2 separate regions of the Homo sapiens genome follow, and region 2 is linked to region 1. Evidence: read pairs that join two places in POLR2A ChIA-PET (ENCODE). Cell type or tissue: PC-3. All regions are shown on one strand. Links, peaks and the distances in the headings refer to the core of each region. The heading gives the core; the rest is flanking DNA. Region 1 overlaps NACC1 (nucleus accumbens associated 1). Region 2 overlaps CACNA1A (calcium voltage-gated channel subunit alpha1 A).

The links. Peaks named below come from ENCODE experiments on the same cell type or tissue, not always from the same donor. Only the 100,000 strongest peaks of a DNase experiment are listed, where the experiment ranks them.
Region 2: POLR2A ChIA-PET joins it to region 1 with 18 read pairs; 7 of 35 experiments call an interaction of 5 or more read pairs at or near these places.

What each region holds. Positions count from the first base shown.
Region 1 is chr19:13,122,475-13,138,649 of GRCh38, forward strand. It overlaps NACC1 (nucleus accumbens associated 1), which reads left to right. Exons shown (of 6, transcript NM_052876.4): 2 at 12,726-13,679; 3 at 13,758-13,931; 4 at 14,797-14,902; 5 at 15,004-15,101; 6 at 15,673-16,175. The coding sequence starts at 12,734. The coding sequence ends at 15,932. Among named protein-coding and RNA genes, the nearest start is that of NACC1, 12 kb to the left of the region's middle. RefSeq lists enhancers at 241-290, 854-1,513, 14,485-15,404. In PC-3, for the core only: no CTCF peak of the experiment used is centred there; a DNase peak (open chromatin) is centred at 12,237.
Region 2 is chr19:13,240,216-13,256,390 of GRCh38, forward strand. CACNA1A (calcium voltage-gated channel subunit alpha1 A) reads right to left here. Exons shown (of 47, transcript NM_001127222.2): 29 at 14,880-15,044; 30 at 12,776-12,886; 31 at 4,967-5,050. Among named protein-coding and RNA genes, the nearest start is that of IER2, 98 kb to the left of the region's middle. In PC-3, for the core only: CTCF peaks have their summits at 7,795 and 8,001; a DNase peak (open chromatin) is centred at 7,796.

The DNA.
Region 1 (16,175 bases), core at 8,176-16,175:
TCCGGGGACACTTGGGGAATGTCTGGGGACATTTTTGGTTGCCCCTGCCGGGGGGGGGGGGGTGTGCTGCTGGCATCTAGTGGGTTTATAGGCCAGGGATGCGGTTCAACATCAGACAGTGTGTAGGGCAGCCCCCACCACAAAGAATGATTGACGCAAATGCAGTGGCTGGGTGGGGAATCTCCACTGTCTGGTTATCATGAGGTTTGCGGGAGAGGTTGGCGTCTGGGGTGTGAGTGGACAGTGCTGTGAAGGCTCTGGGGAAAACCCCAGCGATCACTGCCTGTTAATCCCATGAAATGTGCGAGGTCTGGGAGATGGTGAGAGGCATAAGATGTCTTCTACTCCCAGGGAGTTTGCGGCCCAGCACGGGGCCAGGGGATACGACTAACAGCAGCTGGCATTCATGAGCACCGACTACGGGGCGAGCGCCGATCGGCCTGTGTTCTTTGGTTGTTTAATCCTTGAAATAGCCTTGTGAGGTGGCTGCTGCTGTCAGCCCATTTTCTAGATGGGAGACTGATATGGGGGGTGAGCAGTATTGAGGGTAATTCTGAGTGACAAGCTCTATAAGGGATTTGAGCCTAGTACAATAGTAGGATTCAAAATCTTAGGTCCTGCGTGGTTCCCTAGCACAGCCCAGCAGGCCCCTCTCCCAGGATGATCCCCATCCCTCCACCCTCCTTTGTGTTAGCGGCACCAGGGTCACCTCAGGGCCTTTGCACTTACTGTTGTTCCCTCCACCCTTGGTTGCCGCCACTGCTGCCCTGTCTTTTGGGTATGATCTGATTACACGCAGGGAGTGGGATGTAACTCCGAAGGGTGGGCTTATGGTTGGAGTTGGTGGGGAGGGAGCGGGCAGGCTGCGAGCTCCATGAGGACGGAGGCAGAGCTTCTGCCAGGCTCTCCAAGGAGCTGGAGCTGCTGCCTGCAAAGGGAGGCCAGATTGCCGAGGGCTGCGAGGAGGAGCGAGTGGGAGGAGGGAGAGGCAGCACGCGGAGACTGCTCATTCCCGGAGATGGTGGTTGCAGGGAGAAGGGGCTAGAGAATAGCTGCAGTTGGGAGGATTGGGAAAGGAAGAATGAAAAGAATGAAGAAGGCCTTCCTTGGGGATTAGAGAGAGGGCACCCCAGACCCTGAGGTGGAGGTCCTCAGACAGGCAGAAGACCCTGTTTCTGGAGAGGACACATCCAGTAGCTCAGGTAAAGAGCCCCAGCTCTGGGCTCGGCCGGTCCGGGGTTCCCGTCTGGTCTCTGCCTTGCTTCTCTGAACACCAGTTTTCCCACCTGTGAAATGGGTCTAGTCACAGCTGCCTCACATTTTTGCCTGATTCGGGAGCCAGACGGCCTGGGTATAAACCTGTGCCTGCCATTCACCAGCTACATGTTCCCCACCTCTGGCTTCACCTCTCTGGGCCTCATTCCCATCCATGAAATGGCAGGCAGGCTCATTTCTTCCTCAGAAACTGTAAAGAAGAGTAAGTTAAATGAGCCTGTCTGAGCCCTGGCCAGGTATGGGCCCAGTCAGTGAGGCTTGAGTAGGGGACACTGTTACTAATCCTATTCCACCATGGATTTAACAATAGTCATTCAGGGAAAGAGATAACGAATTAAATCTGTGGGTGTATAAGAAAAAAAATACAGGCCAGGTGCAGTGGCTCACGCCTGTAATCCCAGCTCTTTGGGAGGCTGAGGTGGGCGGATCACTTGAGGCCAGGAGTTTTGAGACCAGCCTGGCCAACATGGAGAAACCCAGTCTCTACTAAAAATACAAAAATTAGCCAGGCATGGTGGTGTGTGCCTGTAATCCTAGCTACTCAGGAGGCGGAGGCACGAGAATTGCTTGAACCCAGGAGGCGGAGGTTGCAGTTAGCCGAAATCACGCCACTGTACTCCAGCCTGGGCGACAGAGGAAGACTGTCTCAACAAAAAAGAAAAAAAAATACTGATGCAAGATGAGGTCTTGCTGTATTGCCCAGGCTGGTCTCAAACTCCTGGCTTCAAGCGTCTTCCTGCCTCAGCCTCCCGAAGTTCTGGGATTACAGGTAGGAGTCACCGCCCCCCACTGAACAGTTTGTTCTTCACTAACTGTTTTCCTGGACTGCCTTCACATTCAGCCCCTACAGAGGGGTCTTTCTGGTTCTGGGTCAGGCAGGCAACCTGAGTAGCTGCCAGGATCCAGCCACATCCTGCTGAGCTGCATGAAGGACTGTGGGGCTCTCTGGGGCCTTTGTTCCTTGTTACACTTGGAGTTGCTGGTCTCCCTTAACTGGCTTGTAGGTCTTAGCCCATCTGGGCTGCTGTAATAAAATACCTTAGACTGGAAGCCAGGCACATTGCTCATGCCTCTAACCTCAGCATTTAGGAGGCTGAGATGGGAGGATTGCTTGAGCCCAGGAGTTCGAGACCAGCCTGGGCAACATAGTGAGACCTCATCTTTACAAAAAAATTTAATTTTAATTTGTTTTTCACCCGTGACACAGCCCTCAGGAGGTCCTGAGAACATATGTCTCTCGTCTTTGCAAAAAATTGTTTTAATTAGCCGGGCGTGGTGGCACACATCCCTAGTCCCAGCTACTCAGGAGGCTGAGGTGAGAGGATAACTTGAGCCCAGGAGTTTGACGCTATAGTGATCCAAGATTGCACCACTACGCTTCAGCCTGGGTGACAGAGCAAGACCCTGTCTCAAAAAAACAAAACAGACTGGGCCATTGATAAACAACAGAGATGAGCTGCTCATAGTTGTAGAGGGTGGGAAGTCCCATATCACGGTGCTAGCAGATTCCGTGTCTAGTGAGGGCCCATCTCTCATAGATAGCACCTTTTAGGTATCTGCACAGGGTGGCAAGGACAAACAAGCTCCCCCTCTTTTATACGGGCACAGTTCGTATTCATGAGGACAGAGCCCTCCTGACTGAATCAACTCCCGAAGGCCCCACTTTTTTTTTTTTTTTTTTTTTTGGTGAGACGGAGATTTACTCTTGTTGCCCAGGCTGGAGTGCAGTGGTGCGATCTTGACTCACCGCATCCTCCGCCTCCCAGGTTCAAGCGATTCTCCTGCCTCAGCCTCCCAAGTAGCTGGGATTACAGGCATGTGTCAGCATGCCAGGCTAATTTTGTATTTTTAGTAGAGACGGGGTTTCACTGTGTTGCCCAGGCTGATCTCGAACTCCTGATCTCAGGTAATCCGCCTGTCTCTGCCTCCCAAAGTGCTGGGATTACAGGCGTGAGCCACTGCACCCAGCCCTTTTTAAATTTTTGATCAACAACTTCTTTTTTATTTTGAGATGGAGTCTTGCTCTGTTGCCCAGCCTAGAGTGCAGTGGCGTGATCTTGGCTCGCTGCAACTTCCACCTCCTAGGTTCAAGCAATTCTGCCTCAGCCTACCTAATAGCTGGGATTACAGGCGTGCACCACTGCGCCCAGCTAATTTTTGTATTTTTAGTAGAGATGGGGTTTCACCATATTGGCCAGGCTAGTCTCCAACTCCTGACCTCAGGTGATCCGCCCACCTCGGCCTCCCAAAGTGCTGAGATTACAGGCGTGAACCACCATACCTGGCTGAAAGGCCTAACTTTTTTTTTTTTTTTAGACGGAGTCTTGCTCTGTCACCAGGCTGGAGTGCATTGGCCCGATCTCGGCTCACCGCAACCTTCGCCTCCTGAGTTCAAGCGATTCTCCTGCCTCAGCCTCCCGAGTAGCTGGGATTACAGGCACGTACCACTGTGCCTGGCTAATTTTTTGTATTTTTAGTAGAGATGGGGTTTCACCATGTTAGCCAGGATGGTCTCTATCTCCTGACCTCGTGACCTCGTGATCCGCCCTCCTCAGCCTCCCAAAGTGCTGGGGTTACAGGCGTGAGTCACCGTGCCCAGCCAGCCCCACTTCTTAATACCACTACATTGGAGATAGGCTTTAGCATGTGAATTTTGGGAAGAGGCAAACATTCAGACCATAGCATCTGTCGACGGCCATGTCACAGCTTCCCTGGAAAGACATCAGGAAAGGACTGTGCCTTTGACAGTCTCTCACAGGCCCATGCTGGCTGGGGAATTCCTCAGCTCTCTTCCCTAAGAGCTGACAGTTACTACTCCCAGGAATCATCCTGCCAGCCCCCTTCCTGCAGATGGCAGGATCCACCGGCAGTGTGAGCAATTCGTCAGGTAACACTGCGGTCTCAATAGGCCCCTGACTGCTGGCTACCCACCTTGGCAGCTGTCAAAGGAGGTCGTCTGTCTGCCCAGCCACAGATAATGCTTCTGAGCCCTATTCCTGTTTGAGCCACGTTAATGTGGAACAAAACAGGGAGTTAGGTTAGGAGGAATGGAAGTAATTCTTTGTTCATTTTTTCCACGAAGGACTGTGAGCACCCACTGTGTACCTGGCCAGGTCCTAGGGGTAGAGGACACAACAGGGATCTACACAGGCAAACTCCCTGCCCCAGGGAAACTGACATGAAGCCCCAAAAAATGCCCAGTTTGGCAGGGGTGGTGGCTCGCACCTGTAGTCCGAGCACTTTGGGAGGCCAAGGCAGGAGGACCACTTGAGCCCAGGAGTTTGAGACCAGCCTGGGCAACATTAGGGAGACCTCGTCTCTATTACTAAAAAATGCACAAATAAATAATTTTTTTTTAGAAAAAGAAAAATGGCCAGCTTGCTAAATAAATCATAGGAACTCCCAAGAAGGATAAGTCAAGCAGGGAGAATCAAGCCAGGGAGTTAGTGTCGGGAAGGGCTTTGTTGGTCAGACGCAGTGGCTCATGCCTATAATCGCAGGGTTTTGTGAGGCTGTGGCAGGAGGAACACTCAGCTGGGAGTTGGAGACCAGCCCAGGCAATATAGTGAGATCACGTCTCTACCAAAAAAAAAAAAAAAAAAAAGCATACATATACATATACTTTTTTTTTTTTTTTTTTTTTTTTTTTTTCGGTTAACTGGATGGGCCGGGTGCCGTGGCTCACGCCTGTAATCCCAGCACTTTGGGAGGTGGGCGGATCACTTGAGGTCAGGAGTTCAAGACCAGCCTGGCCAACATGGTGAAACCCCATCTCTACTAAAAATAGAAAAATTAGCCAGGCATGGTGGTGGTTACCTTTAATCCCAGCTACTCAGGAGGCTGAGACAGGAGAATCGCTTGAACGATTCTTGCAGTGAGCCGAGATCCCACCACTGCACTCCAGCCTGGGCGACAGAGCGAGACTCTGCCTCAAAAAAAAAAAGAAAAAAAAAAATTAGCTGGATGTAGCTCCTGTGGTCCCAGCTATTTGGGAAGCTGAGGTGGGAGGATTGCTTGAGCCCAGGAGTTTGAGGCTGAAGTGAGCTATGATGGTGCCACTGTACTCCAGCCTGGGTGACAGAGCAAGGCCCTGTCTCCAAAAGCAAAAGAGTAGAGAAAGGGCTTTATGTGACCAGGGAGAGTATGAAGAGCTATGGCTGTCCCATTCCCATTCTAGTAGGTCCGAGAGCAAGCAGGGCCAGACTGCCAGGGGCCCCAATAAAGCATTGTAGGGGCCCAGGCAGTGTCACTTGGGGCCAAGGTAGTACAAAGTGGTTTTGAAGGAGTTGAAGATGAATCCAAGGATCTGAATGAGGAGGGCCAGAGCTGGTGAAGCTACGGCATTCACAGGTTTTGGGAAGGACTGGAGCCAGGTCCTGAAATTGTTGAGTGGAGGTGTCTGGGGTGTGTGCGAGTCTGGCATTCACAGGGAAGTCCGGGCCAAAGACTCCAGTGGGGGAGGCATCAGTGAATAGATGGTGCTTCAGGCCTGTCTTAGTCAGCTCAAGCTGCCACACAACAAAATATCACAGACTGGGTGGCTTAAACAACAGACATTTATATTTCAGAGTGCTGGGGGCTGGCAGTCTAGATGAGAGTGCCAGCGTGGTCAGGTTCTGGTGAGGGCTCTCTTCATGGCTTGCAGACAGCTGCCTTCTTAATACCACCGTTATGACCTCAATTAACCTTAATTAGCTCCCAAAGGTTTTATCTCCAGATACAGGCACATTGGGGCTCAGAGTTTCAATCTGTGAATTTGGAGGGACATACTTTGTCCATAGCAGAGCCCTGAGACTGAGCCCAGTCCCCTGGAGGTGAAAACCCTTTCTGGAAGGGCCACACTCCCCATCCACTACTGCCCTTCCTAGATCTCAGCTCCAGTGTCACCCCTTCTGGGCAAGGTCAGGCACCCCAGTGTGTAGCACATTGATCTGTGTGACCAAGGATGAATGGCCCTGTCTCCTGCTGGACTGTGAGCTCCAGAGGCAGGGCTACTTTGTCACCATTGTGGCCTGCCCAGGCAGGGACCTGGCAAATATTTATTGAGTAGTTGTTGGGAAGTCATGGAAACCGTGTGCTGTGCCCTTGGGTCTCACCAGAAGATCTGCTCAGGCCCAGGGCCAGGACTAGGCACTGTCCTGGCCAGGAAGGTCCCAGCTGCCCTGTGGCCTCCTGCCCTTGTCCCCCACACCCTCAGGGGTGCTGATATGCTGAATTTTAAGGAGAGATGATTCTCATATGGTTTTCTGCCCTTGGGGAGTTTATAGTCAAGTGGGACTTAGTTTCCTCAGAGGTAAGCTTAAGGGCACTGTGGCCGGGGTGGGGCAGGAGAGGGACATCTTCTCTAGCCTGGAGAAGTGAGTAGCTGAGGGTGGAGGAAGAGGGTATTCCAGGCAGGGTGCACAGCTTGGGCAAAGGCCTCGCTGCAGTAGAGGAGGACCAGGCAGTGTGTTTGAGCCTGACTTAGGTGGGGATTTGGTGGGGACTAGAACCATTAGGTGGTTTAGAGACCTCAATCCTCGACTCCATCCCACCCCTGCTTCAGCCAGCAGGTGACCCTGCTAGGGACCTGCCAGCGAGAGACCCGTTTCCTCTGAGTCCAGTCATGCTAGCTCCCTTCCTGGGGCTAGCGTGGGTGAGGGCTTCTTGCAGGGGCCCACATAGTTTTTCTCCTGAGTCCATTGGGCAGGATTGGGCCGGATTGGGCCAATCACAGAGGGATGGAGGGGTTCCCAGAGATGGGTCTGCTCTGGCCCACACTGCAGCTCACCCCTGTCCACTCTGTGCGGGGGCCACTGGGGAACTAGACGAACAGCATTCAGGTCACTGTGGCTCACAGACCCGTCGCCCCACTCCGCTCGTCCCCAGCAGCATGGAGGGAGGGAGAGCTCCCGTGCGCTAATTGGCTGAGCTATTTGGACCAATTGCTAATCAAAGGCTCCAAAGCCCTGGGTGCTGTGGTGCTGGGCTCTGAAGCTGAGGTTCACAAGGTATGGGGGACCTCAGTCTGAGCATCAGGTTGGCTCTCATTCTCAGGAGGGGACCTGGGCCACCTTCCCAACCCCCACATCTCTGTTGCCTCCTATTATCCCCGTAACCTTTCAGTCTCCATTGCCAAATGGGGGGGTTCAAGACCAGCCTGGACAACATAGTGAGACCCTGTCTTTAAAAAAAAAAAAATTACCTGTGGCCGGTGCTGGGTGCTTGGTAAGGTCACCTTGAAGCAGTCCTGTGCCCGTTCTGCACTGTTTTGTTTGTTTGTTTGGTTGGCTGGTTGGTTGGTTGGTTTTGGTGGGGTAGTGGGGTCGGGGGATGTGGTTTTTTGTTTTTGCTTTTTTTGTTTTAGAGACAGGGTCTCGCTCTATGACCCAGGCTGAAATATAGTGGCACAATCATCACTCACTGCAGCCTCTAACTTTTTGGCTCAAGTGATCCTCCCACCTGAGCCTCCCAAGTAGCTGGGACTACAGGTGCAAGCCACCAAGCCCCACTAATTTTAAAATTTTTTGTAGAGATAGGGGTCTCACTATGTTGCCCAGACTGGTCTTGAACCCCTGGCTTCAGGGGCTCCTCCTGCTTCTGCCTCTCAGAGTGCTGTGATTACAGGCGTGAGCCACCGTGCCCAGCCTCTCTGCACTGTTCTTTAACACATTTACAAATATTTACTGAGCATCTATTTCATTCTAAAGAACTAATCTTGAATAAAACCAGCCAGAATGTTTGCCTTCATTGAGCTGACAGTGCCCTTGGAGGGGTTAACTGTACATACACCTCTTTTTTCTTTTCTTTTTTTTTTTTTTTTTTGAGATGGAGTATCACTCTGTTGCCCAGGCTGGAGTGTAGTGACTCGATCTCAGCTCACTGCAACCTCCACCTCCCAAGTTCAAGTGATTCTCGTGCCTCAGCCTCCTGAGTAGCTGGAACTACAGATGTGCACCACCACACCCGGCTAATTTTTGTATTTTTAGTAGAGACGGGGTTTCACCATGTTGGCCAAGCTGGTCTTGACCTCCTGACCTCAGGTGATCTGCCCGCCTCAGCCTCCCAATGTGCTGGGATTACAGGCGTGAGCCACCGCGCCTGGCCTGTACATATAACTCTTAAAATGCTGCCCTGACCCTGGGGCTCACTTTCAAAGATGTCCACACTCTGTAGGCCAGGACCCCACCTGTCCCATACCCTTCCTGGCAGCCCTGTCCCTGCTACATCGCCCTTCAGCTACACCAGCTTTCTTTGGGTCCCTGGACCACACCTGATACCTTCCCGCCCAGAAGTGTTATCTCTGTCCTGGCAGTTGCTCAACCTTTTATGGTCCCTACCACCAAGGCCATCTGCTTGGTTGACATACCCACCCCAACTGTAATTAAATCATCCCCGGTGTCTCCTCACTAGACAGCTCCACATAAGCACAGCTGGTCCTTTTAGGGCTGTGTCCCCAGCACCTCCCACAAAGGAGGATGCAGTTCATCAGGATGGGTTGGATGAACAGCCCATTTTACAGATGAATAAACTGAGGCACAGGCAGGTGCAGGATTTTGGCAGCACTGCACACCTGTCCTGGCTTTGTCCTCCTCCCTGGGGAATGAGCTTGGAGCACCCCTCTAGGAACTGGGATGCCAGCCTCTTCCCTTGACCATCTTGGTCCTTGTCATGTGGGCCCCAGTACCAGGGGTGGCTTTAATTTGGCTGCCCAGGGAGGTGGTTCAGGGCTGCCAGGACCCCTGAAGTAGGCTCTCTGGGCTCTGTCCTTTGCCCCCCAACATGGTGCCTGTTTCTCCTGCCTCTTCATGCAGAGTGGCCAGCTCCTGGCCCATTCAGCTCTGAGTTTGAGCTCCTGGGCGGAGATTTTTGTTGCCTTGTAACTGGGATTCCTAGATCCAGCCTCCACCCTCTGATTGCCCTAAGGAGGTTTTGGGGTTTTGTTTTGTTTTGTTTGTGTTTTCGTAGGATGGTGGCAGTGATTTTGAGGAGGGGAAGAGGAAGGAAGATACAAGCAAGGGAAGTCACAGGCTGTGGTGCCTAGGCAGACCCTGGTTTGAATCTTGGCCTTACCACTTTTTGCATGTAAGTGGTAGGGGCAGCAGATAGCTCAGGACATATCTTGGGTTTTTTTGTTTGTTTTTGTTTTGAGACATAGTCTCACTCTGTTGCCCAGGCTAGAGTGCAATGGCACAATCTTGACTCACTGCAACCTCCACCCTCCCGGGTTCAAGTGATTCTCCTGCCTCAGCCTCCCGAGTAGCTGGGATTACAGGCACCGGCCACCACACCCAGCTAATTTTTGTATTTTTAATAAAGATGGAGTTTCACCGTGTTTGCCAGGCTGGTCTCGAACTCCCGACCTCAGGTGATCCACCTGACTCGGCCTCCCAAAGTGCTGGGATTGGCCAGGTGTGGTGGCTCATGCCTGTAATCCTACACTTTGGGAGGCCAAGGCAGGTGGATCATTTGAGGTCAGTAGTTCAAGACCAGCCTGGCCTATGTGGTGAAACCGCATCTCTACTACAAGTACAAAAATTAGCCGGACATGGTGGCACACGCCTGTAGGCCCAGCTACTCAGGAGGCTGAGAATCACTTGACCCTGGGAGGCGGAGGTTGCAGTGAGCCGAGATGGCACCACTGCACTCCAGCCTGGGTAACAGAGCAAGACTCTGTCTTAAAAAAAAAAAAAAAAAAAAAAGTGCTGGGATTACAGGCTTGAGTCATCCCGCCCTTCAGGACATATCTTTTGAATTTTGAACCTGGTGAATGAATTTTTAGATGACCTCAGGACAGTCCTCAATTTCCACATGACCTCAGTTTTTCCAGCTTTGCAAGGGGAGTATGAAACCAGCCCTGAAGTCTTGCTAAGAGGATTCGGGGAGCTCATAGAAGTTGTGAGTTGGTTCCTCCATTCGCCTGGGTGTTGTAAGGGGCAGGGCCTGTGTCTTGCTTGTGGCCTGCCAGGGTAGCAGCTCAGTAAGTGAGATGGTATCTCACTGTGGTTAGGATTCACATTTCCCTGATGACTAGTAATGTTTCCGTGTAATTTCTTGAATGATCATTCAGTAACAATAAGTGTAGGTTGAGTTTGTAGAATCAGGTTGACCTCCTCAGCCTCGATTTCCAAATGGAGAAAGCAGAGATTTGGAGCTCCTGGTCAGAGGAGCAGGTCGGTGCTGGAGCCAGGACTCAACCTTAGGTTGTACCTCTGAGCCTTTGAACACTTGCCGTTTCTATTCCTCACAGCAGCCCTTTCAGACGGAACGGGTGTTACCAGATTAGGAGGAGAGTGGCCACTGTATTCTCAGTGCCCAGCCCAGGGAGGCAGATCTGAGTGGAGTTGCTAATGAAACATGGAAGGTGCTTGAGAGCTAACTGGAAGGGAGGGAAGGTGTGCATTCCTGCACCAGGGCCTTTGCATGTACTTGTTACTTTCTCCTGCTGGCCAGCTGGAGTGTCTGGAAAGATCTGCCTTACTCAGGGAAGCCTTCTCACTCGCACTCTGCCCAGTTAGGACCACTGCCCTCTAGAGACCCTATAGAATTACAGAGGAGGCCGGGCGTGATAGCTCACACCTGGAATCCCAGCACTCCAGCCTGGGCGACAGAGTGAGACTCCATCTCAAAAAAAAAAAAGAAAAAAGAATAAACCCCACACACCTTTGCCTTCCCTTTGCTTTCCCTCACCACACCCCCATTCTCCCCGCCTCCCAGCCCCTGGCAACCACTAATCTGCCTCCTGTCTGCGTGGATTTGCCTGTCCTGGACATTTCCTATAAATGGATCATACAATCTGTGGTCCTTTTGTTTGGCCTCTTTCTGTTGGAATAATCTTTTCCAGGGACATCCATGTTGTAGCATGTGTCAGAATTTCCTTTCTTTTTATAGCTGAATAATATCCCATTGTATGGACTGACCATGTTTAGTTGGCCCATCCATCCGCAGATGGACGTTTGGATTGTTTCCACCTTTGGGCTATTGTGAATAATGCTGCTGTGAACGTTTGTTTACAGGTTTTCAATGCAGGCAAATGTTTTCGTTTTTCCTGGGCATAAATTCCAGGAGTGGAATCGCTGGGTCATATGGTAACTCTCTTTAACCGTTTGAGGAACCGTCAGACTGTTCTCCATGGTGGCTGTGCCATTTGACATTCCCACAAGCAGTGGAAATGGGTTCTGGATTTCTCATCCTCACCAACTTTTTTGATTCCAGCCATCCTAGTGGGTGTGAGATGGTGTCTCATTGTGGTTAGGATTTGCATTTCCCTGATGATGTTTTCTTCTAATTTCCCTGATGACTAGAGATGTTTTCATGTAAGTTATTTATTTATTTATTTATTTTTGAGACAGTGTCTCTGTCTGTATCCCAGGCTGGAGTATAGTGGCGCAATCACAGCTCACTGCAGCCTTGACCTGGGCTCAACAACAGATCCACCCCCCACCACACCCTCCCTAGTAGCTGGGACCACAGGTGTGCTCCACCATGCCGGGGTAATTTTTGTATTTTTCGTAAGAGGCAGGGTTTCACCATGCTGCCCAGGCTGGTCTCAATCTCCTAGGCTCAAGTGATCCACACGCCTTGCCCTCCCAAAGTGCTGGGATTACAGGCATGAGCCACTGCACCCAGCCTCATGCAATTTCTTTTTCCTTTTTTTTTTTTGAGACAGTCTTACTCTATGCCCCAGGCTGAAGTGCAGTGCCACAATCTCGGCTCACTGCAACCTCTGTCTCCTGGGTTCAAGTAATTATCTGGCTTCAGCCTCCCTAGTAGCTGGGACTACATACCCACACCACCTTACCTGGCTAATTTTTGTATTTTTGGTAGACAGGGTTTTGCCACGTTGGCCAAGCTGGTCTCGAACTCCTGGCCTCAAGTGATCCGCCTGCCTCAGCCTCCCAAAGTGCTGAGATTACATGAGTGAGCCACTGCGCCTGACCTCATGTAATTTCTTGAGTGGTCATTTAGTCATTATACAAACAGTGATTGAAGGGCATGTGCCCAGCACTGCAGACTCTGCTGCACAGTCAGATGACCCTGCCTTTCTGGCATTTCCATGCCAGTACCCTGAAGAGATACCATATATGTACCTGGTGCTTGCAATAGCTGGCACTCAGAGGTAGCACACTGTGTCCTAGCCACTCTTCCGAGCACTTAAGCATATTCAGTTACTCTTCAAGTACATATGAATAAGTATGCCTTTGCCCCCTCCTCTTTGCAAGGGATAGCGTGTGGCCACCCTGGTCTGCAGCTAGCTTAGCAGATTTGACCACATATTGTAAAAGTGAGTCTGTACCAGGACAGATAGGGTAGAGGGCTCTGTGTGGTTTAGCACCATGGTAGATTCCATCGTGCGGATGTCCCTCCAGCAGGGGAGGTCTTTGGGGCCAGGGCTAGGCCAGCACCCACATTTGCCGCCTGACCCCGTCCCTCCGTCTCTGTCTCTCCATTCCTCCCTGCCCCTCGTGCAGCCGCTGCCATGGCCCAGACACTGCAGATGGAGATCCCGAACTTCGGCAACAGCATCCTGGAGTGCCTCAATGAACAGCGGCTGCAGGGCCTGTACTGTGACGTGTCAGTGGTGGTCAAGGGCCATGCCTTCAAGGCCCACCGGGCCGTGCTTGCTGCCAGCAGCTCCTACTTCCGGGACCTGTTCAACAACAGCCGCAGCGCCGTGGTGGAGCTGCCGGCGGCTGTGCAGCCCCAGTCTTTCCAGCAGATCCTCAGCTTCTGCTACACGGGCCGGCTGAGCATGAACGTGGGCGACCAGTTCCTGCTCATGTACACGGCTGGCTTCCTGCAGATCCAGGAGATCATGGAGAAGGGCACCGAGTTCTTCCTCAAGGTGAGCTCCCCGAGCTGCGACTCCCAGGGCCTGCATGCGGAGGAGGCCCCATCGTCGGAGCCCCAGAGCCCCGTGGCGCAGACATCGGGCTGGCCAGCCTGTAGCACCCCGCTGCCCCTCGTGTCGCGGGTGAAGACGGAGCAGCAGGAGTCGGACTCCGTGCAGTGCATGCCCGTGGCCAAGCGGCTGTGGGACAGTGGCCAGAAGGAGGCTGGGGGCGGCGGCAATGGCAGCCGCAAGATGGCCAAGTTCTCCACGCCGGACCTGGCTGCCAACCGGCCTCACCAGCCCCCGCCACCCCAACAGGCTCCGGTGGTGGCAGCAGCCCAGCCCGCCGTGGCTGCGGGAGCAGGGCAGCCAGCCGGTGGGGTGGCAGCAGCAGGGGGTGTGGTGAGTGGGCCCAGCACGTCGGAGCGGACCAGCCCAGGCACCTCAAGCGCCTACACCAGCGACAGCCCTGGCTCCTACCACAATGAGGAGGACGAGGAGGAGGATGGTGGCGAGGAGGGCATGGATGAGCAGTACCGGCAGATCTGCAACATGTACACCATGTACAGCATGATGAACGTCGGCCAGACAGGTGAGGTGCCGTCCTGTCCCCCATCCCACCAGCCACCCCTGCTCCTCCTGCCACTCGCGTGCCACTCTCTCCCTGCAGCCGAGAAGGTGGAGGCCCTCCCGGAGCAGGTAGCCCCCGAGTCCCGAAATCGCATCCGGGTTCGGCAAGACCTGGCGTCTCTCCCGGCTGAACTTATCAACCAGATTGGGAACCGCTGCCACCCCAAGCTCTACGACGAGGGCGACCCCTCTGAGAAGCTGGAGCTGGTGACAGGTGGGCCGGTCTCGCCCCAGATCTCTCCCCTCCGCAGCTTTGGAGCCGGCTGGCCTGGGCTGGGCTGGGCAGCTGGTTAGGAGCCCCCAGCACCTCAGTTTCCCTATCTGTGCTGTAGTGTTGGTAACAGCCACCCTAAGGGTGGGGGCGTTGGTGAGATGGAGGAGCTGATACAGCAAGGCCTGGCCTCTAGGTTTCTGGCTTAAGGGGTCGGGGCGAGCATTGGCTATTATTGTTTGGCCGCATGGGTAGATTAGCTACTTCCCGGGCTCCTGTGAAGGCCAGCTACTACCTAGGTTAGGAATTTGGACAGTCACAGGGGCGAATGCCTGTAGTCCTAGCTACTCAGGAGGCTGAGGTGGGAGGATCCCTTGAGCCCAGGAGGTCAAGGCTGCAGTGAGCTGTGGTGGCCACTGCACTCCAGCCTGGGTGACAGAGTGAGACTTCATCTCTTAAAAAAAGAAGAAGAAGACTGTGTTTGGTCCTTGGGTCAGAGTGCCTAGGTGTGAGCCTCCACTCCCTGTTGGTCCTGCTGAGCTTGGGCTCATCTCTAGCTGGTGACAGCCAGCGTGCCCACCTCACACAGGCTTGCGGCACGACTGGCCACACAGCAGGCACCCCGAGGATGGTGAAGCAACCCTTTCTGTCCTTTCCTGAGCACTGATGAGGTTGGGGGAGCCCCAAGGAGCCTCCCCTGACTGCCCTTGGTGGGTAGAGATGTAGGGGAGAAGGTCCCTGGGTGAGTTTTCTTGGGACCCAGAGCCCAGCAGGGAGGGCCTGGGGTGTTCTGAGATGAGGCCTGGTATCATGGGGGCTGTGGCGGTTTGGGGGCACCCCAGGCCATCCTCCGGCTTCCTCTCACCAGGCACCAACGTGTACATCACAAGGGCGCAGCTGATGAACTGCCACGTCAGCGCAGGCACGCGGCACAAGGTCCTACTGCGGCGGCTCCTGGCCTCCTTCTTTGACCGGTAAGGCCCTTGCCAGAGCCCCAGGGAGGGGGGTGGGGTTTCCCCATGTCCCCCCCACCACCAACTTGAGCGCTGACTCCCTCCATGTCCCCTGCCCCCAGGAACACGCTGGCCAACAGCTGCGGCACCGGCATCCGCTCTTCTACCAACGATCCCCGTCGGAAGCCCCTGGACAGCCGCGTGCTCCACGCTGTCAAGTGTGAGTGTTGGCCCAGCTGGACGAGGCGTGGGCCCGGGGCACGCAGGTTGACGTTTTTTCCCAGCCTTGGCTCTCAGAGAGGGCTAGAGTTCAGTGTTGAGAAGCATTCTGGGGCTCATTCTAGCCTTGCTGGGAAACCGGCTGTGATTGCTTAGAGATTTCTTCGTGTTTGGGGGATGCACGTGCCGAAGGGAAGCCAGGGAGCCTGTGTCAGGCAGGAGGGTCTCGAACTCAGGGCAGTCTGGGAGGGATGAGGCAGCCAGACAGTGCTAGCCACTCGTCATGGGGGGCATCTAGATTTTCAAGTGACCACTCCCCGTTACTAAATTCTGGCAAATGATCCGAATTTTTCAAGAACACGGGGCCATCCCATCAAAACCAACACATCCCCACACATGGCTGAACTCAGTCCGGTGTAGGGTTGGGTGCACGTAGTGTGGTGTCCTGGCCGCGTGGCCTCACTCGTTTCCCCTTTGAGAGGGAGTCGCAGATGCTGTAGGGGAGCTGGTGAGTAGGCCTTGTGGGAGTCACCTGGCCCCCGTGCCAAGGCCGCACCCACCCTGCCCCACAGACTACTGCCAGAACTTCGCCCCCAACTTCAAGGAGAGCGAGATGAATGCCATCGCGGCCGACATGTGCACCAACGCCCGCCGCGTCGTGCGCAAGAGCTGGATGCCCAAGGTCAAGGTGCTCAAGGCTGAGGATGACGCCTACACCACCTTCATCAGTGAAACGGGCAAGATCGAGCCGGACATGATGGGTGTGGAGCATGGCTTCGAGACCGCCAGCCACGAGGGCGAGGCGGGTCCCTCGGCTGAAGCCCTGCAGTAACCCGCCCAGCCTCCCGCGGGGCCACACACTTCCCCTCCCAACACACACACACACCTGCCATCTTGGTCATGAGCTACTGTCTGTCCCTCCCCAGGACCCGCGGTGGGTGCTGCATGTTCCCGGCCCTCTGCCCCTCCTGTCCTACCCCCTTTCCCCACCGAGAGCTGGGCCGGGAGAGGACCGCAGGGCAGGTGGCGTGAGGTCCGTGTTGCCTTCTTTAACACACACTCGTGCAGTGGGGGA
Region 2 (16,175 bases), core at 6,068-14,067, 120 kb after region 1:
GTCATGACTATGTGCAGTGTCTGTACATGCAGTGACTGTGTGTTCAGTGTGTGGGTGCATAGACTGTGTGTGCAGTGACTGTGTGTGTATAGCGACTGTGTGTTCAATGTGTGAATGCAGACTGTGTGTGCATGCATAGTGGCTCTGTGTGCAGTGACTGTGTGTGCAGTGTGTGTGCATAGTGACTGTGTGCAGTGACTGTGTTTGCATAGTGACAGTGTGTGCAGTGTATGTGTGCACAGTGACTGTGCAGTGTGTGTCCATAGTGACTACATGCAGTGCCAGTGTGTGTACATAGTGACTGTGCACAGTGTGTGTGCATAGTGGTGTGTGCAGTGTGTGCATAGTGACTGTGTGTCCAGTTTCTGCGTGCAGTGACTGTGTGTGCGCAGTGATTGTGTGTGTGCAGTGTGTGTGCAGTGTCTGCGCAGTGACTGTGTGTGTGGATAGTGACTGTGTGTGCAGTGTCTGTGTGCAGTGACTGTGTGTGCATAGTGACTGTGTGCAGTGACTGCAGTGACTGCGTGCAGCGTCTGTGTGCAGTGACTGTGTGCACAGTGTGTGCGCAGTGACTGAGTGTGTGCACAGTGACTGTGTGTGCAGTGTCTGTGTGCAGTGACTGTGTGACTGCGTGTGCACGTACAGTTCAAGGCTCCAGGAGAGGGCCTCAGTGGGCCAGCCCCACATGAAGCTACCAGATCCAAGTCTGGCACTTCTGAGTTCCTCTGCCTGAGAGTCTTTGCCGGCACACTGCCTGGCCTTCAGGTCTCCTTTATCAGACTTGGAGAGTCAAGTCTCTGCTGGTCAAGGCCAAAGATCTTGTGGGCTTGAGATGGAGGATTGGGGACAGCAGGATGGAGAGAGCTGGAGGGGCGAGGAGACAGTTGGCAGCTTTCCTGGGGCCTGGGGTCCATGGAGCTGAATGGGGGACAGGAGTGGTGAGAGGTGGCTGGGAGTGGATTTGCCTCTATTGTCTCTGAGTGTAGGGGATGTGTGTGCGGGATGGGGCAAGAGAGAGGTGCTGCGCTGGGAAAACCCATCCCTTTCTCTGCAAAAGACGCAAACCACCCCAAACAGAAAACCCCCATTCAGAACCCGATAAAAACAGAGAGACAGAGTCTACAGGAAGTGGGAGGCACAGGGGCTGGGGGCGGGAGGACAGACAGACAGAGGAGAGCGGAGGGTTGAGGAGAGCGTCAGGCATCCCACGTTGGAGAGGCAGGGTGTGGCATGCAATGCCGACGCGAGGAGATGCGTTCACAGTTAATGTAAGGCATTTAGACTTCAGAAAGAAGTAAGACCAACCGGATTCTAGATGCAGATGTTGAAGATGAGGGGGAGCGGGCGGGCGGGGGCAGTTGGGGAGGCGTGTTCAGCATTTTTTAGGTTGATTTGTAACCAGTGCCAAAAAACCAATGGGTTTCGGTTCCCGGGCGGGGAGTGGGGGTGGTGGTGGCGGTGGGTTGGGAGATAAGTCATTGGTGTATGAACACACAGACCATGTCATGGATGAACAAATGAATTTCATAGTGCATTTTGATTGGATGAGTTTTTCAGACGGCGTTGCGCCAATATACAGTTTTAAGAGCAGGCATGAAAAGAGACAAGACAAGAAACACAGTCATTATCCATTGCACACAGGGCAAACCCACATCACCCCAGCCACTTGGGGGCAGCAGCTGAGACAGCACTGGTTAGTACTGCCGCATGCCCTCTGCCCCCTAAACCCCAGGGACCTGCCCGCCCAAGCATCTGGCATTTCCTGTCTCAGCCTGGCCAAGCCCTGGCCTCAGAACTAGTGGGCTTACCTGGGAGGCAGAAAGGGGCAACTGAGACCTCCTTGCCTGCCAGGACATGCCTCTCCCTACTCCAGGTTGGGAGTTAATTGTCCCAGAAGGACCCAAACACCCACCCCCTATCTTTCCCTCAAATTGACTGTAACTCAGGGCTGGCTAACAAAACTACACACCCATTCACAATAACAATAACAACAGCAGTAATAGTTAACAACCACCATTTTCAAACTCCTGGTTTCCTGGCAGGTTCTGTGCCAAGCACTTCACGTTTCTTTCTTTCTTTTTCTTCCTTTTCTTTTTGAGACAGAGTTTCACTCTGTCGCCCAGGCTGGAGGGCAGTGGCACAATCTTGGCTTACTACAACCTCTCGCCTCCTGAGAATCAAGTGATTCTCTTGCCTCAGCCTCCTGAGTAGCTGGGATTACAGGCACCTGCCACCGTGCCCGGCTAATTTTTGTATTTTTAGTAGGGACAGAGTTTCACCATGTTGGCCAGGCTGGTCTCGAACTCCTGACCTCAAGTGATCCACCTGCCTTGGTCTCCCAAAGTGCTGAGATTACAGGCGTGAGCCACCATGCCCGGCCTGTTGATGCTTTTACTTGTAAAAAGTTCCCGTCTCTCTCCTTAGAATGTCAGCTCTATGGGAGCAGACACTCTGTATTCTTGGTCTGTTTTGTTTGGCACCCCTCCTTCTCGTTCTGTCTCCAGCACTTATAATCACACCAGGCACACAGTAGGTGCTCAATGAATGTCTTTTGAGTGCATGCATCACTGTGAGTCTTGCAAGTGTCTGAGGTTGGTTGCAATGGTTAGCCCCACTCTACATGAGAAGAGATAGCGCAAGTTGTCCAAGATCAAACAGCTGGTAGGGAGGGCTGGGGGCTGTTTGGCTACTGCAAGGGTCCTGATGTCCCATGAACACCCCATGCCCCATCTTCCTGCCAGCCAGGAGAACAGGCTGTTGGAGTCTGTCCCTACAGCTCTCTTACTGGTGATTGAAGGTTTCAGCTAACTTCCTCCACCCCACCTGCCCTTCTGGGGAGCTGGACCATCCTTCTAACCTCTTGACCCAAAGGGACATTGGTTCAAGGCTGTCTTGTATGTAGCCGGATGGCAAGATATTTTGATTGCCAGCTGGAGCTCCAGCCCTCTCTAGAAACTCAGGACAGGGGAGAATGACCAGGTGGGGGCACCCCAGTGGAGAGAGCCCCCATGTGGGCAAGAACCCTCTAGAGGAAGGTTTCAGGGATAGGGTGAGGGGAAGGGGAAAATTCTGGCTCACTGGAGCTGAAGGCAAATAAGTGTGTATCACTTGGGTGCGGGTGCCGTAGGACATATCAAAGAATGGCCCCCTCTTTTGTGTAGTTCCCCAGCCCCTCCTGGCCTTCTAGGACGGAAGAGCAGGCAAACAGATCCTTTTCTGTAGGGGGATCTGACTGGGACACCCCAGGAGCTGTCAGTGTACTCTCAGGAGTCACCCAGGCCTGGCTTTGTGACCTTGGGAGTGTCTCTCACTTCCCCAGGCATTGAAGATCAGTTTTCTTTCTTTCTTTTTTTTTTTGAGATGGAGTTTTCGCTCTTGTCACCCAGGCTGGAGTGCAATGGTATGACCGTCGCTCACTGCAACCTCCGCCTTCCGGGTTCAAGCAATTTTCCTGCCTCAGCCTCCCGAGTAGCTGGGATTACAGGCATGCACCACCACACCTGGCTAATTTTTTTGTATTGTCAGTAGAGATGGGGTTTCACCATGTTGGCCAGGCTGGTCTTGAACTCCTGGCCTCAGGTGATCCGCCGGCTTCGGCCTCCCAAAGTGCTGGGATTACAGGCATGAGCCACCGTGCCCAGCTGAGGTCAGTTTTCCCATCTGTGAAATGAGGCAACACCCTCTTCCTCAGGCCCGACCACACCCAGATCTATTCTCCTGACTTCCCTGCCTGCTCTGAGCATCATATTCAGCTTGCTTCCGGTTTACTTTGGGCCATGGGAGGCTCTGGCAGGAGATAAGGGATGAGGGGAGAGAAAGGTTGGGGTGTTTCTCCCCTATTGCTCTCTGCCTGCTTGGGCCCTGGTCTCTGTCTCTCCACATTGACAGGACAGCTCCCACTTGGTGGCTTCTCCTGGCCTCCGGCTCAGGTTCCCTCCCCACTTCAGCACCTGGGCAGGTGACAGCTCCCCACGGTGGGTGGTCGCTGGACACCTTGCCACCCTTGTGGGTACCCTTCCCTTCCCCTCCACCAGTGAGGTCTGCATTTGGGTGCCTTCAGTTGAACCCTCCGAGGGAATTCTCTTACGAGCTGAGACCAAGACCTCTACCCTGAGCCAATCCACGTAAACCACTTGGCACAGTTCCCTGGCACACAGCAAGGCTGCGATTCTCGTGAGCTATTGTTATTTTTATTGTTAGTAAGATGACATTGGTATCACCCTTGACCCTTGGCTTTGACACCCTTTTTTGACCATTGCTTCCCCCTGCAAGGATCTTCTACCCTCCCCCCAATCTCCTGAGGGACCCCAAGCCTGGGCTCATTGGCAGATGGCCAAGGAGAGGGTCTAGGACAGGACCTCTGGGGCCCTGAGTCTTCCAGAAAAGGAGAAGGGCAATGTGGCCTGTGGGGCCACCACAGAGAGGTCCAGAGACTCCCATGTTGAGAGTCTCCCAGGCCCGGGGCTAGAGGAGGGAAGACACCCTGGGGACCCCTCTATGGCCCTGGGAGTGGTGTCCCCACACTGGCCTGAGGGCTGTGGCTCTCTCCTGCCCACTAACTAGGAGAGGGTTGGTTCAAACAGAATTGACTTGAAACCCATTCTTTCTGGGCTCCTGACATAGGGTGGTGTTTGGGAGCCGGCTCAGCTTTCAGAGCTTTTGAGTGTCTCAGTTCCCTCAGTGTACTCATCTGCATTATTAATTCCTAGGCCAGGATGCAGGAAAGCCCACCCCTCAGTGCTGGCCCTACAGCCAAGCTTTGGTTACCCCCATCTCCCCACAATGCCCTCCTGAGGGGCTGCCCTTGTCCCCGGGGCCCCAGTTCTCCCTCTCTGGTCATGGCCAAGTGCTGGCTCAAGCAGCTATGGCTTCCGGGACACACTGCCTCTGGGACCGCTCCCCCGCCCCCTGCCGCCTGCCTCGTCCAGCCCAGAGTCACCCAGAGAGAAGCTGGAGGGAGACTTACCCCAAACTCAGTCACGAGGATATCGGTGATGCTGCCCAGAACAGTCACAAAGTCGAAGATGTTCCAGGCATCGCGGAAATAATTCTAGAATGGGGACCCACAAGACAGAGATGCCAACAGAGGGCTTGGTTCCCGGCCCCCTAGGCTGGCCGGGTGCATGTTAGAGGCACAGTTGCCCATCAGCGGAGTGCCCGGGACAGTTATGGTTGTTCGAAGGGCTGCGGTAAAGGCTGTTCGACATCATCTGTGCTGAGTCTCCCTCCCTGGGAACTCCTGGGGGCCTTCCCATGATTGGCCTGGCCCCAGAGGGGGCCTCCAGACCCTGCTTCAGCTCCACAGGGCTGGGGCTGCTCTTCAGAGCTGTGGCCTGTCTCTCCAGCATTTTTGAGGGCTCCCGAGACCCCAGGGGCTTTATAAATGACATCACTGAGCTCCTCATGAAGATCCTGGAGGGAAGGGTTATCACCCATTTTCTTTTTCTTTCTTTCTCTTTTTTTTTTTTTTTTTTGAGATGGAGTCTCGCTCAGTCATCCAGGCTGGAGTGCAGTGGCACGATCTCGGCTCACTGTAACCTCTGCCTCCTGGGTTCAAGCGATTCTCCTGCCTCAGCCTCCCAAGTAGGTAGGACCACAGGTGCATGCCACCACACCCAGCTAATTTTTGTATTTTTAGTAGAGACGGGGTTTCACCATGTTGGTCAGGCTGGTCTCGAACTTCTGACCTCAAGTGATCTGCTCACTTTGGCCTTCCAAAGTGTTGGGATTATAGGCGTGAGCCACCACTCCCAGGTATACCCATTTTCTAGGAGGTAACCAAGCCACTCATCTGCCTGAGGCTAGCAGCACAGAGATGTAAAGCCAGGATTTGAACCCAGGCCTCAGAGAGCCCACAGTCTGTGTTCAGGTCCCCACTAGGTTGGCAGCATACTCGCAAAGAAAGGAGACTCTGGGTTCAAATCCCAGCTCTGCTACCACAGCTGTGTGGCTATGGGCAAGTGGCTTAACCTCTCTGGGCCTCCATTTCCTGATCTGGAGGCGGACAGTAACAGGGTGCAGAACAGGCACTGGACGGGGCTTTGGGGCCTTTCAGGCACACGCACTTCCTGGTCCCCTTGTGTTTAGATGGGGCCATGTGTGTCTAGGTGCAGTGATGTGCTGTGTGTGGAAGCAGTGTGGTCACTTTCTGGTCAGTGTTGGACTCTCTAGCCTCTCAACCCTGGGCTTGGCGACCAGTAACATTTTGAATGGCAGCTACTCTGTGAGCCTGGGTCCCTGGGTAACTATGAGGCAAACAGCTTCCCTGCTGAATGTAAAAAACCCTTCCCATCAATTTAAGTCACTGAGATGTGGGGGCTGTTTGTTACTGCAGCTTCACTTGATCTATCCTGACTGCTGCATTCCTGGGCTGGGTGCTGGCTCAAGGGGAAACACAAGCATAACCTCTCTGTTTGTTTTTTTTTTTTGAGACAGAGTCTCACTCTGTCGCCCAGGCTGGAGTGCAGTGGCACGTTCTCGGCTCACTACAAGCTCTGCCTCCCGGGTTCACACCATTCTCCTGCTTCAGTCTCCTGAGTAGCTGGGACTACAGGCGCCCACCACCACGCCTGGCTAATTTTTTGTATTTTTTAGTAGAGACGGGGTTTCACCATGTTAGCCAGGATGATCTTGATCTCCTGACGTTGTGATCCATCCGCCTCGGCCTCCCAAAGTGCTGGGATTACAGGCGTGAGCCACCACGCCTGGCCTCTCTTTTGTTAAAATATGGAAATACTCCACATTGTTTGGAGAACAGTCACAGCCTCAAGTCCCACAAGGTCTCCTGCTATCTCTGACTCCCCTCAACCGGGTACTGACATGGTGATGGGTGGCACCCCAGTTTGGATCCAAGAGTCTGGGTCAAAGAGATGGCCCTCCCCTCTGGGGTCAGTGGGACCCAAAACACAAAACACAGGGCCTTCTCAGCATCTTCGCAGAAGCAGAGGCCAGGTCAGGGGTTGGGGCGGTCAGTGTGACCCTGAAGTAGCCCCTCTACCTTACAGAGAAGGAGCCTGACCTTAGAGCTGTGCTTCCCTCCTAGGCGAAGTGCCTGGGGCCTCTGCGCCCTTCTCTGGAAGGCAGTGGTAACACAGCAATCAGACAATGAATGTGCGTCGCTGAGCATGGAATATACAGTAGGTGCCCAACAGATGGGATGTTGTTGTTTCACAACTGCCTAAAAAAGGAATTCAGGGGGCCGGGCGCGGTGGCTCACGCCTGCAATCCCAGCACTTTGGGAGGCCGATGTGGGCGGATCACGAGGTCAGGAGATCAAGACCATCCTGGATAACATGGTGAATCCCCATCTCTACTAAAAATACACGCACACAAAAATCAGGCAGGCGTGGTGGTGCGCGCCTGTAGTCCCAGCTACTCCGGAGGCTGAGGCAGGAGAATGGCGTGAACCTGGGAGGCAGAGCTTGCAGTGAGCAGAGATTGCACCACTGCACTCCAGCCTGGGCCACAGAGCGAGACTCCGTCAAAAATAAATAAATAAAAATAAATAAATAAATAAATAAATAAATAAAAAGGAATTCAGGTCCCACTGGCACTTTTGGCATTTTGGCAGGTGTTGCTGGGGCCCTGCCCATAGCTCAACTACACACCTGAGGTACACTACTTTGCCCAGGGTCTCTCTGTGGCTGCACAAGTGTTAGGGAATTAATAGCTCCCCTGGGAGTGGCCTGTGATTATGTCTGATGGGCACTGGAGGATAAATACTCCAATTCCCTCCCTGTGAGGTGGGATGACTCTGTGGTATGTGCTCTCTGTTGCCTCCTGGAGGTATCCACTGAAACTGAGCCCCATTTGTTCACAGCAGGAACTGGCTTAATAATACACTCTTTCCTGGTTGCCTTTCTGTCCCTGTGTCACTTCCTCTCTCCCTTACTGCCCTGCATCCCAGATAAATTCCTTGCACTCAATCCTTGTCTCAGGCTCTGCTTCTGGGGGAGTCCAAACAAAGACAACTTTATAGGCGTTTGGTCACAGACCTCAACCCCTAGGCTAGAGAGCTCCCCTCTATCTCCCAAATGTTATACAGGGAACTTGTGGCTTCATTTAAAACTGAAAGGGGAGACCAGGCGTGGTGGCTCATGCCTATAATTCCAGCACTTTGGGAGGCCAAGGAGGGAGAACTGCTTGAGGCCACGAGTTCAAGAACAGGCTGGGCAACAGAGTAAGATCCCATCTCAAAAAAAAAAAAAAAAAAAAAAAAGAGAAAGCAGAGGGGAAGCTCAGTGCTGGCTCTTGCAGGATTGGCAGGGTGAGGGAGATGCAGCTCCAGGCCCCAGTGGAAGACTCACTTCACCAGCAGAAGATCAACTCAGAATAAAATAACTGCAGGCTAGGTACGGTGGCTCATGCCTATAATCCCAGCACTTTGGGAGGCCGAGGCAGGCGGATCACCTGAGGTCAGGAGTTGGAGACCAACCTGGCTGACGTGGTGAATCCCCGTCTCTGCTAAAAATACAAAAATTAGCCGGGCGTGATGGTGGGCGCCTGTAATCCCAACTAGTCGGGAGGCTGAGGCAGGACAATTGCTTGAACCCGGGAAGCAGAGGTTGCAGTGAGCCAAGATTGCACCACTGCACTCCAGCCTGGGCAACAGAGTGAGAATCCATCTCAAAAAAAAAAAAATAATAATAAATTACAGATTCAGTGATTCCCTCCCACCTCACCAAACCAAATGAATCAGAACATCTAGGGGTTTGCTCAGGGTATCATTTAATTTTAAGAAATTTCCCTAAGTGCTTCTTTTTTGATTTTTAGAGTCCGGGTCTTGTGTTGTTGCTCAGGCTGGAGGGCAGTGATGTGATCGCAGCTCACTGCAGCCTTGAACTCCTGAGCTCAAGTAATCCTCCTGCCTTCGCCTAAGTAGTTAGGACAACAGTCATGTGCCACTATGCTGGCTAATTTTTCAATGTTTTCTAGAGATGAGGTCTTGCTATGTTGCCCAGGCTGGTCTGAAACGCCTGGGTTCAAGCAATTCTTCTGCCTTGGCAGAAGTCCCAAAGTGCTGGGACTACAGGCATGAGCCACCACACCTGGCCTCAAGTGCTTCTAATAAGTAGCATCTCCACCAAATGAAAGCCACTGTTTTGGAGGAAAAAGGTCCATTAGTAGGATCCCTTTCCTAGCATTTATTTATTTATTTTGATACAGGGTCTTGCTCTGTCACCCAGGGTGGGGTGCAGCGGCTCAATCACGACTCACTGCAGCCCTGACATCCTGGGCTGAATCCATCCTCTCACCTCAGCCTCCTAAGTAGATGGGACTGCAGGTGCACGCCACCACACCAGGCTAATTTTGTACTTTTTGTAGAGACAGAATCTCACTATGTTGTCCAGGTTGGTCTCAGACTCCTGGGCTCAAGCGATCCACCTGCCTCAGCCTCCCAAAGTGCTGCGATTACAGGTGTCAGCCACCGTGCCTGGCCCCTAGCATTTATTGAGTGCCCATGCCAGGCCAGGCTTCATCCTCAACCCTCTAGATGCACGTTAGTCCATTTGCTGTTTACCAGGGCTCTGCTGAGGTGGAGGGGGAGGATGGCTCCTTTTAATGATGGGGAGGTGACAAAGCTTATATAGGACGAGGCAAGATCTGAACTCTGGTGCTAAAGCTGATGCCCCTAACCACCTCCGTGAGCCAAGGTGGGAACCTGGTTTCCTGAGACCCTGGCTGAGACCCAGACTGTAGGTCACTCTCTTCAAAGGGATGGACTAAGCTGGTGGTCAAGAGAACAGATGTCCTGGTTCAAGTCCCACCTTGGCCACTCACTGGGGACCTTCAAGAATTCACTTCACTTCAAGTCCCAGCCCACTAGTATAAGCCTTCTTCACCTTAATTTTTTTTTTTTTTTGAGACAAAGTCTCACTCTGTCACCCAGGCTGGAGTGCACTGGTGCCATCTTGGCTCACTGCAACCTCCGCCTCACAGGTTCAAGCGATGCTTGGGCCTCAGCCTCACGAGTAGCTGGGATTACAGGCACACGCCACCATGCCTGGCTAATTTTTGTATTTTTAGTAGAGACGGGGTTTCACCATGTTGTCCAGGCTGGTCTTGAACTCCTGACCTCAAGGGATCTGCCCTCCTCAAGCTCCCAAACTGCCGGGATTACAGGTGTGAGCCATCACACTCAGCCCCCAATTTTTTAAAAAATAATTTTAATTTAATTTAATTTAATTTATTTATTTATTGAGATGGAGTCTCACTCTGTCACCCAGGCTGGAGTGCAGTGGCAAGATCTCGGCTCACTGCAACCTCCGCCTCCCACGTTCAAATGATTCTCCTGCCTCAGCCTCCCGAGTAGCTGAGACTACAGGCATGCGCCACCACACCCAGCTAATTTTTGTACTTTTTAGTAGAGATGGGGTTTCACCATGTTGGCAAGGGTGGTCTGGATCTCTTGACCTCATGATCCACCCACCTCTGTCTCCCAAAGTGTTGGGATTACAGGTGTGAGCCACCGCACTCAGCCAACTATACTTTTGTGTGTGTGCTATGAACCTTGGCCATGTGAGAATAGTGCTGGCTATTTTATTTTATGCATAAAGGCTTGTAAATGCATAACAAAATAGCAAGGGCTTCAAGGTTACCTTTTGTAATAAAATAGCTATCAAAATATTTTTTAAGGCTAGGCACAGTGTCTCATGCCTGTAATCCCAGCATTTTGGGAGGCTGAAGCAGGCAGATTGCTTGATGCCAGGAGTTCGAGACCAGCCTGGCCAACATGGTGAAACCCCGTCTCTACTAAAAATATAAAAATTAGCCTGGCATGCTGGTGTGCATCTGTAGTCCCAGCTACTCAGAAGGCTGAGATGGGAGAATCGCTTGAACCCAGGAGGTGGAGGTTTCAGTGAGCCAAGATTGTGCCACGGTACTCCAGCTTGGGCAACAGAGCAAGACTGTGTCTCAAAAAAAAAAAAAAAGTTTTAAAAATGGCGATCTAACAATGAATATACTTCTCCATTAACACACTGAGTAGGCCGGGTGCGGTGGCTCCCGCCTGTAATCCCAGCACTTTGGGAGGCCGAGGCGGGCGGATCATGAGGTCAGGAAATCAAGACCATCCTGGCCAACATGGTGAAACCCCATCTCTACTAAAAATACAAACAATTAGCCAGGTGTGGTGGCAGGCACCTGTAGTCCCAGCTACTCGGGAGGCTGAGGCAGGAGAATGGCGTGAACCCAGGGGGTGGAGCTTTCAGTGAGCCGAGATTGCGCCACTGCACTCCAGCCTGGGCAACAGCGAGACTGTCTCAAACAAAACAAAACAGAACAACAACAAAAAAACACTGAGTAACAAATTCTAGCTGTAGGTTTAATCACAAGCAACATTTTAAAGCAATGATGAATGCAAATTAAATGTTAAGGTATCTGCAGCTCTTATAATGCAGTATGAAAATATCTGATGTTTATAAGTGACACAGGTCATGTTGATAATATTAAGGGTTGATAATACTAATACTAAGGGTTTGTTATCTCCCTTTAAGATGGAAGGAAATGTTAAAATTTAGTTAGTGGCTGGTGAAAAATAAAGACATATTTATTTTTATTATTATTATTTTTTTGAGACTTGCTCTGTTGCTCAGGCTGGAGTGCAGTGGTGTGATCTCAGCTCACTGTAACCTCCACTTTGTGGGTTCAAGCGATTCTCCTGCCTCAGCCTCCTGAGTAGCTGGGATCATGGGCACCCACAAGCACGCCAGGCTAATTTTTTGTAGTTTTAGTAGAGATGGGGTTTTGCCATGTTGGCCAGGGTGGTCTCGAACTCCTAGGCTCAAGTGATTTGCCTGCCTCTGCCTCCCAAAGTGCTGGGATTACAGGTGTGAGTCACTGTGCCTGACCTCTGTGTTTGTTTTTTAAAGATGGAGTCTTGCTGTTGCCCAGGCTGGGGTGCAGTGGCATGATCATAGCTCACTGCAACCTCCACCTCCTGGGCTCAAAATATCTTCCCACCTCAGCCTCCTGAGTAACTGGCACTACAGGCACGAGTTACCATGCCTGGCTAATTAAAAAAAAATTTTTTTTTTTTTTGTAGGGACAGGGGCTTGCTTTGCTGCCCAGGCTGGTTGAGAACTCCTAGCTTCAAGCGATCCTCCTGCCTTGGCCTCCTGAAGTGCTAGGATTACAGGCATGAGCCACTGTGCTCAGCCTGATTTCAGTTTTCTTTCTTTCTTTCTTTTTTTTGAGACAGAGTTTCACTCTTGTTGCCCAGGCTGGAGTGCAGTGATGTGATCTCGGCTCACCACAACCTCTGCCTCCCAGGTTCAAGCGATTCTCCTGCCTCAGCCTCCCGAGTAGCTGGGATTACAGGCATGCGCCACCACACCCGGCTAATTTTGTATTTTTAGTAGAGACAGAGTTTCTCCATGTTGGTCAGGCTGGTCTCGAACTCCCGACCTCAGGTGATCCGCCCACCTTGGCCTCCCAAAGTGCTGGAATTACAGCCATGAGACACCTCGCCCAGCCTGATTTCAGTTTTCTTATCTCTAAAATGGATGCTAAAGACTCCCAGCCATGATGACTCCCATCATTTTGAGGAACTGGATACATAAGCAGCCATATGGTAACACTCACAGGTTGGGTCTCCCTGGGACTCCTTGGCAAACACAAGAATGCCTAAGTAGGATCTGTGGCCACTGGCAGGATACTGAAGCCACCCTTGAGGTTGGGGTTCTTGGGGCCACGTTGGGAGACCATCATCCAGGACCCATTGTTCCCCCTTGGGCTTCTCCCAAGCCCATAGCTGTAGCCCCAAGGTGGTACTTACCAGAATCCCAAAAGCCATGACTTTCAGCACACATTCCAGAGAGAAGAGGGAGGTGAAGACGATGTTGAACACCCGCAGGGCATTTTCATAAGCAACAGAAGCCCCATAGAACTAGGGGAAAGAAGCAGGAGTAGCAGGGGTCAGCGAGCAGGGGTGGGAAGTGGGAAGTGGGGAGGCAGCTTCATGGCTGTTCTCCAGGCAACACTCCAGCCCCAGGCAAGGTCTGAGCAACCTCACTGGTAGGAGGCACAGTTCAGGAAAGCCCCGCTCTCCGCCGGACTAGGCTCTTCTTTTCACATCCAAAAAAACAAAAACCTCCCCCAACCTTTTTTTTTTTTTTTTGGTAGACGGGGTCTTCCTATTTTGCCCAGGCTGGGCTTGAACTCACAATCCTACCTTAGCCTCCTGATAGTCGGGACTATAGGCATACGCCATTGTGCTTGGCTGAATTATACTTTTTTTTTTTTTTTTTTTTTGAGGAGTCTCACTCTGTCACCCGGGCTGGAGTGCAGTGGCGCGATCTCGGCTCACTGCAAGCTCCACCTCCTGGGTTCATGCCATTCCCCTGCCTCAGCCTCCCAAGTAGCTGGGACTACAGGTGCCCACCACCATGCCCAGCTAACTTTTTGTATTTTTAGTAGAGACAGCGTTTCACCGTGTTAGCCAGGATGGTCTTGATCTCCTAACCTTGTGATCGCCCTCCTCGGCCTCCCAAAGTGCTGGGATTACAGGCGTGAGCCACCGTCCCCGGCTTCCTTATTTTTTTTGAGACGGAGTCTCACTCTGTTACCCAGGCTGGAGTGCAGTGGTGTGATCTCAGCTCACTGCAACTTCCGCCCCCTGGGTTCAAGCGATTCTCATGCCTCAGCCTCTCACGCAGCTGGTATTATAGGCATGCGCCACCACGCCCAGCTAATTTTTGTATTTTTAGTAGAGACGGGATTTCACCATGTTGGCCAGTTGGTCCCGAACACCTGGCCTCAAGTGATCCGCCTGCCTCGACCTCCCAAAGTGCTGGGATTACAGGTGTGAGCCACCTTGCCCGGCCACTATTGATCGTTTTTGAAGTGCCGAGAAGGAGCTAAGGTCCTTGCATGAACTTTCTCATTCAATCCTCTCACCTCCTCTGGAGGGGGCAAATGTGCTCTTATTATCATTCCCATTTTATTGACAGGGAAACTGAGTCCCCAGAAAGTCACTGGTTGCTTGTACAAAGGTAAATGAATTAAATGGAAGAGCTGGGCTTGAATCCACGCTTTGGAGTCCAAAGCACAGGGTGAAAGGTTTTCAGAGTTTTTTTTTGGAAGCCGCTCCTTAGCCCTGGGGATTTTAGGGTCCTCACCTACCCCTTCTCCCTCATTTCTTTCTTTTTCTTTTCTTTTTTTTTTTGAGATGGAGTCTTGCTCTTGTTGCCCAGGCTAGAGTGCAATTGCGCTATCTCGGCTCATGGCAACCTCCGCCTCCCGGGTTCAAGCAATTCTCCTGCCTCAGCCTCCCGAGTAGCTGGGATTACAGATGCGCACCACCACGCCTGGCTAATTTTGTATTTTTAGTAGAGATGCGGTTTCTCCGTGTTGGTCAGGCTGGTCTCGAACTCGTGACCTCAGGTGATCCGCCCGCCTCGGCCTCCCAAAGTTCTGGGATTACAGGCATGAGCCACCGCGCCCAGCCCCCTCATTTCATTAATCAAACATTTATAGAGAGCTTCTTGTTCCGTCTGAGCCAGATCCTTGTTGGCCTCTAGGAATTCAGGGCTGAGGTCATCATAAATGGGTGGGGGACACTGTCATGCAACCTGACGCAGATTTTTGTGGCAGGCGACATAAAGATAGGATGCCTGCTAAGATGGGCACCTCAAGCAGTCTTGGGTGGTCAGGGAAGGCTTTCTGGAGGAAGAGGTCTGCAGGTACAGCTGGGAAGAAGAAGCTGGCCGGGGGAGTGGTGGGAACAGTGTGTCAGGTAGAGGGAACAGCAGGAACAAAATCTCAGAGGTGATCCAGAGTGTGGTCTGTCTGGGAAACTGCAGATGGTTTCATTTTATCAGGGTAGAGGCAGGAACGAGGTGGGGGTTAAGTAGTGCTGGGGGCTGGTGTGGGGCACTTACCTTCATCATAAGCACGATGGTGTTGAGGGCGATCATGGCCATGATCGTGTACTCGAAAGGCGGAGACACCACGAACTGCCACATGCGGTACTGGAAGCTCTGCTTGTTCTGCGGCATGTGTCGGGTCAGCGGCTTGGCGCTGATGGCGAAATCAATGCAGGCCCTCTGCGGGAGAGAGGCCAGTGGTGAGAGCGGCAGAGGCAGGAGGAAGGTGGCTGTACACCGGGCACCCTCTGTCTAACTCGTCGCGGTTCTCAAGTGCTTCTGCTTGAGTCTCTGCCTCTCTTGCCCCCAGCCAGGATTCCTGGGCTCTCTCTTCCTTCTCACCATTGCTTTCTTATCCCAACAGCTACAGTTGCTTGAGATGTCACCAACTGCCAAAACTTGCACTGACATTTCCCCATTATTGCATGGCTAATACAAACATGGGAAGTGGGTACTATCAATGGCCTCACTTTGCAGATCACCAAAATAGAGGCTTAGAAAGGTTAAACCACTTGCCTGAGGTGACACAGCTACCGAGTGTGCCAAATCAAATTGAAGCCTAATCCTTCTTCCCCTTCCTCCCTCCCTCGCTCCCTCCCTCCTTCCTTCCTTCCTCCCTCCTTCCTTCCCTCCCTCCCTCCTTCTCTCCCTCCCTCCTTCCCTCCCTCCCTCCTTCCCTCCCTCCTTCCCTCCCTCCTTTCCTTCCTTCCTCCCTCCCTCCTTCACTTTCCTTTTTCCTTCCTTCCCTTCATTCCTTCCACCCTTTCCCCTTTCTCCTTTCCTTTCTCTCTTCTTCCTTCTTTCCTTCGCTCCCTTTCTTTCTTCTTCATTCCTTCTTCCCTATCTCCTTCCTTCCCTCCCTCCTTTCTTTCTCTCTCTCATTTCCTTCCTTCCCTCCCTCCCTCCCTCCTTCCTTTTTTTTTTTTTTTCTTTGACACGGGCTTGCTTTGTCACCCAGGCTGGAGTGCAGTGCAATCACAGCTCACTGCAGCCTTGACCTCCTGGACTCAAGTGATCCTCCCGCTTCAGCCTCCTGAGTAGCTGGGACTACAGGCGTGCACCACCACACCCAGCTAATTAAAACTTTTTTTTTTTAATCATAGAGATGGGGTCTCACTATGTTGCTCAGGCTGGTCTTGAACTTCCGGGCTCAAGCAATCCTCCTGCCTTGGCCTCCTAAAGTGTTAAGATTACAGGCGTGAGCCACTGCGCCCAGCCCATTCTTTCTTACTGAATACTTTGCTGCGTCTTCTCCTTCTCTTTGAGGGAGAGAGAAGGAGGAATAGTGGTTATTAAGTCTTAAGGGTCAAG